2 separate regions of the Mus musculus genome follow, and region 1 is linked to region 2. Evidence: chromatin loops called from intact Hi-C (ENCODE). Cell type or tissue: left cerebral cortex. All regions are shown on one strand. Links, peaks and the distances in the headings refer to the core of each region. The heading gives the core; the rest is flanking DNA.

Region 1 (8,856 bases), core at 2,727-5,226, 140 kb before region 2:
GCAAGCCAAACAAACCTTTTCCCCTTAAGTTGCTTTTTTGACAAAGTATGTTGTCACACTAGTAGAAATAAAACTAGAACAATAATATTTTTATTAATAACCCAGAGCCATCAAGTGAGTTTTTTGCTTGATTTTTTTTTGTGAATGCATTTGTGTGTTCCTGTGTGTATGTATGTGTATTTGAATGGGCAGAAGTTAATATAAAAGACATATAGTGAAGAAAAACTTCCTGAGAGAAAAAAAAAGGAGGAGGCATTCATGTCAGGATAAGTGTTTTGTGGTAAAGACTACTTCCTGTTTTCTGTCTAAGAGGTTTCTTGACAGCAGGTTGTTTAAACTGATGCAGACCACTGTCTCCTCAGACTCCTCAGCTCTAGCTCAGCCTCTGGGAAGGAGGAGAGCGCATGAAAGACCTCTTCTCAAACAGTCCGAAGCCGCTGGATTAACAAGAATGCAATCAGATATCTGTGGATATAGAACCAGGAAAACTCCAGTTTCTAGAGGAAGGTTTTCCCCCAGGTGAACAAGGATCCAGGATGCTGCTGGTAGAACGCAGGGCACAGATGAAGGCTGTCTCTGCCAGAGGAAAAACAGAAGCCAGGTTTTTGGTGATCCTATGCGCCAGCGTGTTGGAACCGAAATCTAAAGCAAATACAAAGTCCGTCTGGTTTCTGAAGCGGAGTTTTGCCAGTTGACCGGGGTTAAGTGAGACAGCAGATTTCTATAGGGTGTTGCCATTGCAGATTCACAAACCTGTGGCCTCACAACCTCATAATCCCATAGTGCCTTGGTCTTGTAGTCTGGAGAGTGGGGCAAGTTGGAAAGAGGAGGATTTGTAAATATCAAAGAGAGATTTTATAGGGTTTCTGATGCTTGGGTTTCAAATGTCCTCTGTTGGGATTCTTGTCTTAGGCCTGACCCAGATACTAACTCCTGTCCCATTCGCGTCAAACTCAACAGTCTTTACCTTCCACCGCTAATAGAGGAGAGCACATTCATAACCAATAGAGGCGATGTGCCCTTTGTGTTTTCCTGTTGTAAAACAAACAAAACTATGGTAAAGAGAACAACTAGCCAAATGGAATAGTTTCCAGATGATCTATTTGTGAAACTTTCAGAACAGAAGTGTGAATAACTTTAGATTGATTATATTAACGGATCTATAAGAAAATATGGCTCTTATGAACTAACATGAGAAATGTCGATTGAGATTTACAAAAGTAAAGAACAAAGTGAACATGCAAGAACTATAAACATAGTATTTGAAATTAACAGCAACAAAAACGTCAATTGAAGGGATCCAAGGAGAAGGAAGAATCAAAGAAATAAAAATCGGCCAACAAAAATCAGCCATACTGAAGCCCAGAGACAATATACACACAGCCCTCAATGTAAATTTTTTATTAGTGTTTATTAGTTGTAAAAAATACTGTTTTTTATTGTGATGTATACAAGAAGTAGGTTGAGGGAGGGACCAGGTAGAGGGGGCAAAAGAGTATTGAGGGCGGAACACAGTCAATCCAGTTTTCTTTTCTACCTCCCCCCAGTTGCTCTCTTTTTGGCTGCATTAGTAAGGTGACATAGTGTACATTTGGGGGGATGATTCTTGAGGTTTCAGAGAGGAAGTATCTCCTGTCCATAATGCTACATATTTTTCTTGCTAAACAGCTATTTTAATTGAAGTCATAACACATATGATCTAGGGAGACGCTTTGAAATGCTTTGATTGGACAGGGAGCTGTTGAATTATTTGATATACTCACCCATTTGGTTAACAATTCATGGCGCACAAGCTTGATACTTATAAAGAGGTGAGCAAGGCAATGTTCCTGCCCTTGCAAAGCTGTACTATGAAGCACAGAGATAATTCAATCAGCTGTCTTCATAAAGTGTCAGGCTGACTGGGGTTTTAGGCCAAATCATAGCTTGGAAAGTCACTACTGGACTTCTAGTGTTCCTGATAAAGACGAGAGTCCCAATCAACTCAAAGCCTTCTCTTGTCACTTACTGTGAACTAAGCATTGCTCTAAATACATTCAAGCAATCTCATTTAGACTCCAATTCAGTTCTCATCAGAGCCATTTTATAGATAAGAACACTAATGTATCCAGGTCAAGGAAGGAATGGAGTAGAGGAGGGCTTGTTACTTAGCTCTAAGTGGCTGGACTAATATATGAATGCAGAGCCAATGGCATCTTTTCCAATGAACTCCTCCCATATAACAGAGGCAGCTGAGGTCATGGCTCTGAGGGTCCATCTAAGGACCCAGAAGGTGACAGTGGGATAACTGGAGTCACACAGAGGTTTCAGGCTTTTTTCTGCCCCTGATCTAGTGTGCTAGCAAATTAGTATGCCACCAATAGGCCTTGTCTCTGCCACCTGTGTACCTGCTGGGTCTGCTGGTTATAGCCAGTGTCATCATCATTTGGCTCTTATAGGATCTGGAATATAGGGCAGAACCTGAGCTTCCCTGGGAATTTTATGCTAAGATAGTGTCTCTGATCCACACAGGATGCCATAGAAAGAATGAAATGATTGCCATTTGCAGAGCATCTTTAGAAAACAGGTACAATGCTGGAAACTAGGGCTGGAGTTAGAACTCTATTGGTAGAGTTCCCAGCAAAAGTGGACCTAGGCTTGATTGCCAGGAACACATATAAAATAGGCATTGAGGTGTATCTGTGAAATGCCCTCACTTAGCAGGTAGAAACAGAAGGGTTAGAGGTGCAAGGCCGGCCTCAGCCTTAGCCAAAATGTTAAAAAATAGGCAGAATGGACTACATGAGATTCTGTCTCAAAATAGATAAATCCTTCAGACAAGAAAACAATAGAAGCCATGATGACAAGCACTCCTATTCTCATCTCCGTCCATGAGGAACCCTGGCTCAGACAATAGTGAACTCTCCTAGTTCAAGCTGTTTTCATGTACTGAGCCCTGCCTCTGCAGTCATCTTTGAAAGGGGGAAGATAGGACCAATGCGTCTCTGTCTAAACAGTTTCTTTGAATCCTTTTTGTTCCCTAAGAGGGAAGATGAAAGAAAACCCAAATCAAACCACTTCTCAGAAGTGTGTGTGTCTCTCTTGCCACACCATCTCTTAGCACTGGAGACGATGAGACTCTTGTGAACGTTGGAGGTGTTTGTTTCTGTGTAGAATCTTCCAAAGTCAGTCACTAGTTTGGAAATTAAGGAAGACTTAGTTTTAATTCTGTAAATGGAAGCAAGGTCTGTCTACCTATTCTGTTCATGTTAGACTGTAAAAGAATAGGGGTGAGTCCAGGGTTTGGAAGACTTGGGGGATGGTCTGGACACACACACACACACACACACAGACAGAGGGACAGAGAGAGACAGAGACAGAGAGACACAGAGAGACAGAAACAGACACACACACACACACAGACAGAGGGACAGAGAGAGACAGAGACAGAGACAGAGAGACACAGAGAGACAGAAACAGACACGCACACACACACAGAGAGACAGAGGGACAGAGAGAGACAGAGACAGAGAGACACAGAGAGACAGAAACAAACACACATGTACACGTACACGCACACGCACACACACAAGCACACACGCTCGAGCATGATTATGTACAGGAAGACATCATTAGGGAAACCCAAGCACGTCTTCTGGGCCCTGAGCCTGCTCTGGTCTTTTAACTCAGGACCACCTGCCTGGTTGGCCAGTGGCACTTCCTTGGCAGGGACTCCGGCTCTATTCACTGTTCTGTCCTGGGCAGAGAGGTGCATTAGTTTGTCTCTGAACCCAGATCAGCCAACTCCAGAGGAGAGGCAAAAGTGGGAAGGGAGCAGATGGAGCCCCTATGGGGGGAAGGGAGAGTAGGGTCCCTTCTTTTCTTTTCTGCCCAGTGCCCCTTCTCCAAGCACATTTTCAGAAAGTGGCCTCTTTGTCCTTGGTTGGCTGGAAATGTCCTCCTCTTGGAGTCAAATAGTCCCTCCCCTTCAGAGTGAGAGGGAACAGCAGGCTGAAGAGCCTAGCCCTGCATATGCTTTGCAATTCTGGCTACCTCTGGAGGACAGCTCTAGGGCAGGCATAAGTGGTCCAGCCTACCCCAGGGTGGGGCTGGGGTCTCCAAGCCCTCTGGAGTCTGCATGAAACCCTGGAGCAGTCCTAGCTTCACCAAGGAGACCAGGATGGAGGGGGAGGGGGCCCACAGAGACAGGCTGTCTGATTCCATCTTCCACAAGGAGGAAAGGATGCAACTGGAAGCAGGCTGGCAGCTTTCAAGCTGCTTCTAACTTGGGGCTCCCAGCAGGAGATTTGTAGGGGAGCTGGGACTTAACACCTTGCAGGCTAGAAAGCTGCCAGGCTCCAGGGGGCTGAGGCTGTGCAGGGATGTTTCTTTTTTTGTCTCTCACACCCAGGGTAGCACGTAGCACTTCCTTAGCCTTGCAACAGATGGGCAGATGTGGGCGAGAGAAAGAGTGAGGTGTGCAGAACGAATGTGTGCTTCCGGTGGGAGACACTTCGCGTGTGGTACTCTGGAAGAGGAGGAAAGGTCTTTCTGCTTCCTGATGCAGTGGGAGAGACTTAGATCAGAAAGTCCCTAAGGGAGAACAATGTCTCATTCAAGACGAACTAGACAGATCCACATTCAAATCCCTGCACTGCCACCCAGTAGCAACCGCTGATTTTCACGGATTTTTCTGTTACCACTTCCATGCATTATCTGTTTGAAACCTCACAAATCACAGGGCTTAAGTACGGTTTTATTCACATGGGACAGAGGTTGACTGAGGTTCGGAGAGGTGAAGTAACGTGCCCAAACCTGCACAGCTAGTGAGGCTAAAGCCGAGCCTCAAAGGACTTTGACATTTCTGTCCCTACCCAGAACCTTGCAAGGTCCTCTGTTGGCCATCAGAGCTTGAGAGCCCTACCCTCTTATCCTTAGTATTCAACACCTAGACAATGGGAAGATGAATATTATTTCCCAGGTTTATCATGAGAGTTAAATGAAGTAAGCCTGATATAGCTTTAAGCCAGACTCTGACTCATAGCAGCATAATCCATCCTCCCTCCCTCCCTCCCTCCCTGCCTCCCTGCCTCCCTCCCTCCCTCTCTCCCTCCCTCCTTCCCTTCCTCCCTCTCTCCCTCCCTCTCTCCCTCCCTTCCTCCCTCCCTAGAAACATCTCAGGTACTATTCTAGCTAGGTACTGTGCAAGCTAATAAAGGCCCCAGCTCTACCAAAATAGGTACGTAGGGGGCAGGCATTTTTATGGATAGATGGAGAAGGGCTTTTTGAATAAGTGGTAGCTGAGGCTAATTGGCAGAGGAAGGGAGACCATGAGCTTCTTAGGTTGAACTTGAAGCAAGCTCAAGGCCTGGCATTAGGAAGGTTGGTGTGGCTGGAGCAGAATGGGCAGGCAGATGGTTAGGATTAAGAGGTGACGTCACACAGTCAACAAGGCAAGGCTGTGGGTGTCACTGTGTTGTGTGACTTTCCTTGGGGAAATGTGAACAAATGTCTGTCCACTCCAGAGAGGGCATGGATGGGTCAGCGAGTGTGCTTGGGTTACTTACAGGAGGAGCGCATATGTGGAATTATTTATAGGAGCGTGGATGACAAAGACAGCTGCATCATAAAAATAAAATTAAAATTAAATATAAAATAATTAAAGTTCCTCAAACAGCCAACCATGTGCTGCACAAATTATAGGTAGCTTTACCAATCAGAGAGTCTTCTCTGCCCAGCAATTTTTAGTACTTTTATAACACTGGGGAGGGGGCTTGTAAACTTCTGGAGCATCCTCAGCCTTGCAAGTTTCATTAACTTCTTGCATCGTACATGCATCATTTTCTTCATTAGTCTTATTATCCTCCTCTTCTTCCCAGATGGGACCTTTCAATGCTATACAATACATGGGAAGATGCTCACACAGGGGATAACTCTTGGTGCACTTAAATAAATCAGGAGTGAAACCATCTGAGTTTTTTGTTGTTGTTGTTGTTGTTTTTGGGTTCTTTTTGTAATTATTCATTTAAGATAATAAGGACAGGTCTGGCAGCTATGTGGGCATAGAATGCTTGTTTGTTAAGGATGTATGCAGGACAGCGTGGAGGAGACTGGGCCTTCACAGGAATCCACCACTTTTCATGGTAGAGCAAGGTAGTGCTACACCTCTCAGTAAAGAGAAAAACTAGACATTCTAGTCATACAAAAAAAAAAAAAAAAGCCTTGGCCTCAACCTTGTCAGAAGTAGGATTTAGGTTCTTTCCTTAAGACTGCATCCATATTTCATGACCATTGGATGAGTACCTACTGACGTCACCATTTTTCTTAATAGTTTTGGGATTAACTTTTCAGAGGATTGGCTCTGGAGTGGAGCTACTGTATGTCTAGAGTTTATGATACCTTGACTTCTGTATAGAAATGGTGTAGATAACGTTCCCCTATGATGGTCTAGATACTAAGTATTTTCAATTGTTGAGATCCAACTATATTTCATAACTTCTCAACTCTGCTACTATTGTGAATTTGCCTGAGAATCATAATTTCCCTTCCTCTCCCAATTAGCCTCAGCTACCACTTATTCAAAAAGCCCCTCTCCATCTATCCCTGAAAATGCCTGTCCCCCTGCCCCCCGCTCCGTTCTACAGTCTAACTTCATCAGTATACCAGTAAGTGGGCAGGTTGTGGGCAAGAAAACTTTGTTGTTGTCTTTTACTAATGTTTTGCTTTCTAACTTGGGCTATCCTTAAATGTGAATTCTTCCTGCGTCAGCCTCCATGGGTACTGGGATTACAGGTGTGCACCCCCACACCCAGCCCAATGAGACTTCATTTATAGCAACAGGGAATAGGCTCCATTTAGCTCATTGAGTCACAATTTACCAAGATCAGAGAAAGAAAACTATTTATTTATATTATTCATATGATTTTTTCTATAAAATCAACTGAAAATATTTATCACAAATCATCTTTCAAAAACATGGTATATCTTAACACTACATTTAACATGGAACTCAAAGAACTTCTCTGTTAGGGACTCGCAAACCTTAACTTTAGTGCTGCCTTTTGAAGAAGTTTAGGGGACCAGGGAAGCAGGAAGTGGGATGCCTTTGACTTTTGCTTCTGCTTTAGCCAGGAACTTGCTTTTTATCCACAGTTTGATTTTTGGGTGGGAAACCTAATGTGAGCTTGAACAAGAGGACTTGGGGGTAAGAAAAAGTGAAAATCATTAATCTGGCTCACTTGGTAGAAGATGGTTTGTCTTTTCTAGTGTTGAGCATTAAGGGGGAATTTATTACATAGTTTGCCATAGAACATATCCACAACTGGTTACAGAACGTGTAAACACATACATTGTCTAACCAGGTGGGAAGGGGACAAAGTGATGCAGGAGAGTCTGTGTCTTCTACAGGAAGTGTGGGAGGATGAGTGGAGTCATATGGAGAGGCAGCAGATCGGATGTTGTGAACTTTACATTAGATGTAGCTCAGCCTTAGTCTTAGTGGTAAGACTGGGAAACTGGGATTGTAGTGCCCAATCCCACAGGGTTGAATGGAATAAATGGATTAAATTATTCAAATTTTCTTTTTTTTTTCTTTTTTTTTTTTTTTTTTTTTTTTTGCTGCTGGTAATGGTTTCTTTTTTTTTTCCATTTTTTATTAGGTATTTAACTCATTTACATTTCCAATGCTATACCAAACGTCCCCCATATCCACCCACCCCCACTCCCCTGCCTACCCACTCCCCCTTTTTGGCCCTGGTGTTCCCCTGTACTGGGGCATATAAAGTTTGCAAGTCCAATGGGCCTCTCTTTCCAGTGATGGCCGACTAGGCCATCTTTTGATATATATGCAGCTAGAGTCAAGAGCTCCGGGGTACTGGTTAGTTCATAATGTTGTTCCACCTATAGGGTTGCAGATCCCTTTAGCTCCTTGGCTACTTTCTCTAGCTCCTCCATTGGGAGCCCTATGATCCATCCATTAGCTGACTGTGAGCATCCACTTCTGTGTTTGCTAGGCCCCGGCATAGTCTCACAAGAGACAGCTACATCTGGGTCCTTTCAATAAAATCTTGCTAGTGTATGCAATGGTGTCAGCGTTTGGATGCTGATTATGGGGTGGATCCCTGGATATGGCAGTCTCTACATGGTCCATCCTTTCATCTCAGCTCCAAACTTTGGCTCTGTAACTCCTTCCATGGGTGTTTTGTTCCCAAATCTAAGGAGGGGCATAGTGTCCACACTTCAGTCTTCATTCTTCTTGAGTTTCATGTGTTTAACAAATTATATCTTATATCTTGGGTATCCTAGGTTTGGGGCTAATATCCACTTATCAGTGAATACATATTGTGTGAGTTTCTTTGTGAATGTGTTACCTCACTCAGGATGATGCCCTCCAGGTCCATCCATTTGGCTAGGAACTTCATAAATTCATTCTTTTTAATAGCTGAGTAGTACTCCATTGTGTAGATGTACCACATTTTCTGTATCCATTCCTCTGTTGAGGGGCATCTAGGTTCTTTCCAGCTTCTGGCTATTATAAATAAGGCTGCTATGAACATAGTGGAGCATGTGTCCTTCTTATCTGTTGGGGCATCTTCTGGATATATGCCCAGGAGAGGTATTGCTGGATCCTCCGGTAGTACTATGTCCAGTTTTCTGAGGAACCGCCAGACTGATTTCCAGAGTGGTTGTACAAGCCTGCACTCCCACCAACAATGGAGGAGTGTTCCTCTTTCTCCACATCCACGCCAGCATCTGCTGTCACCTGAATTTTTGATCTTAGCCATTCTGACTGGTGTGAGGTGGAATCTCAGGGTTGTTTTGATTTGCATTTCCCTGATGATTAAGGATGTTGAACATTTTTTCAAGTGCTTCTCTGCC
Region 2 (2,500 bases), core at 1-2,500:
TTTTCTGTTCTTGTTATCTCAGTCCAGCATTGCTAACTGTCAAACTCAGCCACAGAAGGATCAAGTCTGTATAACTTAACATATGGTGCAGGGGGTGGAAAGAATTCAATGGTGGTCGGGCCATTTAAGTTCAAGTGTCAGTTCTGCCAATAACTATGACGTCTGAAAAGCCAGTTCTTCCTGCATCGTCTTCTGTATCTATTCAGGGTTCAGCCATCTGTCACCTCTCACGTGCCAGCACAGACATTCTAGGATTTTGAATGATTTCTATTTTAATGCCCTGGAAAGTGGTAAATTTTGAGGTTGAGATGTGAATTTTTACATGCAGGATGCCTGACACCTTTAAAATTAGACCCACTTCCACGAATGTCGAGGAATAGCATAGGAGATACTTGGGGAGTATTAGGCAAGAGTGAGTTGGCTTCATAGCCTGAAGTATATATTTCCCACCTTGCATATGAATTATATAGTCCCAGAAAGGTGGCTATTGGGTAGCTGTCACCCTGCTGTCCAGATGGAGATTCCCAGCAGAGCCTGGTATTGGAAGGACCCAGAACCTAGGACAGGCTTCTGATGATTCTGTCCAGCAGAAAGAACATTTACCTGGGCCTCACAGTTTGCAAGAGCAGCTACTAAGTTGGACTTGTGATACCATCCCCCAATCACAGAGGTGTCATCATGGGGAGGAAAAAATGGACACATATCCCCCAGCTATAGCAACTGTGCTGCTTAGGGTACTTAGGGGACAAATGAATATCATAAACTTTGTAATAATCTTGTTAGTAGGATAGCTGCACCATACTGCATATGCTACACTTGATCTTAGCCAAAAGGCCGAGAAGCAACAACATACTGCATATGCAATGAGTTAATGCTCTATTAAGAATATAATCATAAAATATTCCCCAGTTTTATTAGCCTTGTTTTGGCATTTCATAGTTGTAGTTAACATCTTGGGAAGGTTCAAGTGTATGACTGGCTGGCTGGGTTGTTGTTGACCTTTTAGACTGACCTTCACCTTTATTCTTTTTCCTTCCTGCTCCATTAGATTCAGACAGTGACAAAGAAAGTTCTGGTGGCACCTCCATCTGAGGAGGCCAATACCACCAAGGCGGTCATCTCCATGTTGAATGAAACCATGAACGAGGCCCCTGAAGAAACTAAGATCGTTATCAAGAAGGGCCTGGAGTTCAAGGACGGGATGAACGTCTTAGGTAGGCATAGTGGTTGTTGCCATCCATCACCTTTGACTTCTGGACAGTGGCCCGCCTTTCTCAACAGCCTTCTTCCCTCAGTTCTCAGTATCCCAACGTTTCTTCTCAAAAAACCCAGTAAAGTGTCCTCTAGGTGGCGCAGAAGGTTCTCTCTGGGGAACAATATGAGTGTCACTGAGACAGGGCTGAGCCATGAAGGAAGACAGGAAGATCAGCAGAAGGAGGAACCCCAAAGGGACATGGCAGCCAGAGATCAGGGGTAGAAAAAGAGAAAAGAGCTGACATTTGTCAGGCACATTATTTAACTAGCCATTTAATGAACTGGGCTATGCTTCTCTTTTATTTATTAAGTTTTGTTTTAGCTGTCTCTTTGCAGAAGCACCATGCTTGTTGTTGCATCCTAGCTTCAAGTCTATAACAAAGGCAGAGTTGCCAGTATTGGACAGTGTTAGATTAGGAAACAAAGGGCTATTACAGAATGTATATGACCTGTCTCCTTGAGCCTGATGCCTTCTCTCCATTCCGTCCAGAGTTCCTCTTTAGCTGCACAGATGTGGGTTTAGGAGGCACTCATTGGTTGTCTGCTCCTGGGCAAGTCTTTCTACTTCTCTAGCCTCCACAGTAAATTGGAAATGGGATTGGCCCAGGGTTTGTGAACCGACCGTTGTAAAAATGAACCGGAGCTGTGCCTATAAAGCACCCTAGCACATGCAGTGAGCTCTGCTCAGACAAGCTCTGGTCATTATGAAAAGTAGATGGAGAGCCAAGAAGCTCAACCAGAACACATTCCATGAAGTGCAGGGGGTGAGGTGGTTTCCTTCACAGGATCAGCTCCAAATTTGCCCAGACTTACTGATCACCCAGCCACCTTAGGGCTTTAGGGTGGGCCCATTCTCTCCCATTTCCATCATTGTTCAGTTTAATGGTGTTAGGAAAATGGGTCGTTTGCCTGCAAAATGGAAAAAAAAAGAGAAATAAGAATCTGTAAGCAAGATCTTGCAAAGAAGTTTCTAAGGACTCGGGTGAGAACTGTTTAGAGATGGGTCAGCTCAGTGGTCCTGTCCCTTTGTCATCTAAGAGATCAAATGTGCTTGTCTCCTTGGATTGTCATTAGATAAACTTGAATTTTTAGATCAATACAAATAACAATAATTTAGTCTAAGTATGTCCCACGTGCTAGTCTAAAAATAAATAAATAATAATAATATTTTTTAAAAAAGGTTCCTATGTAGGATGTGATCAGCAGCGCTGTGTGATTGCTTTGTGCACTGTGGTTGTTTTCCGAG

The links. Peaks named below come from ENCODE experiments on the same cell type or tissue, not always from the same donor. Only the 100,000 strongest peaks of a DNase experiment are listed, where the experiment ranks them.
Region 1: it touches region 2 in a loop (2.6-fold over the local background); 2 of 42 quality-filtered maps call a loop at or near these places.

The regions. Positions count from the first base shown.
Region 1 is chr2:102,595,282-102,604,137 of GRCm38, forward strand. The region is part of intron 3 of Pamr1 (peptidase domain containing associated with muscle regeneration 1); the gene reads left to right. Among named protein-coding and RNA genes, the nearest start is that of Pamr1, 50 kb to the left of the region's middle. In left cerebral cortex, for the core only: a CTCF peak has its summit at 4,229; DNase peaks (open chromatin) are centred at 3,083, 3,745 and 4,371; H3K27ac peaks cover 2,116 bases.
Region 2 is chr2:102,742,760-102,745,259 of GRCm38, forward strand. It overlaps Slc1a2 (solute carrier family 1 (glial high affinity glutamate transporter), member 2), which reads left to right. Exons shown (of 11, transcript NM_001077514.4): 5 at 1,049-1,214. Gm13872 (predicted gene 13872) reads right to left here. Exons shown (of 2, transcript NR_153853.1): 2 at 892-2,163. Among named protein-coding and RNA genes, the nearest start is that of Gm13872, 2.8 kb to the right of the region's middle. In left cerebral cortex, for the core only: a CTCF peak has its summit at 1,344 (motif pointing right); DNase peaks (open chromatin) are centred at 218 and 1,350.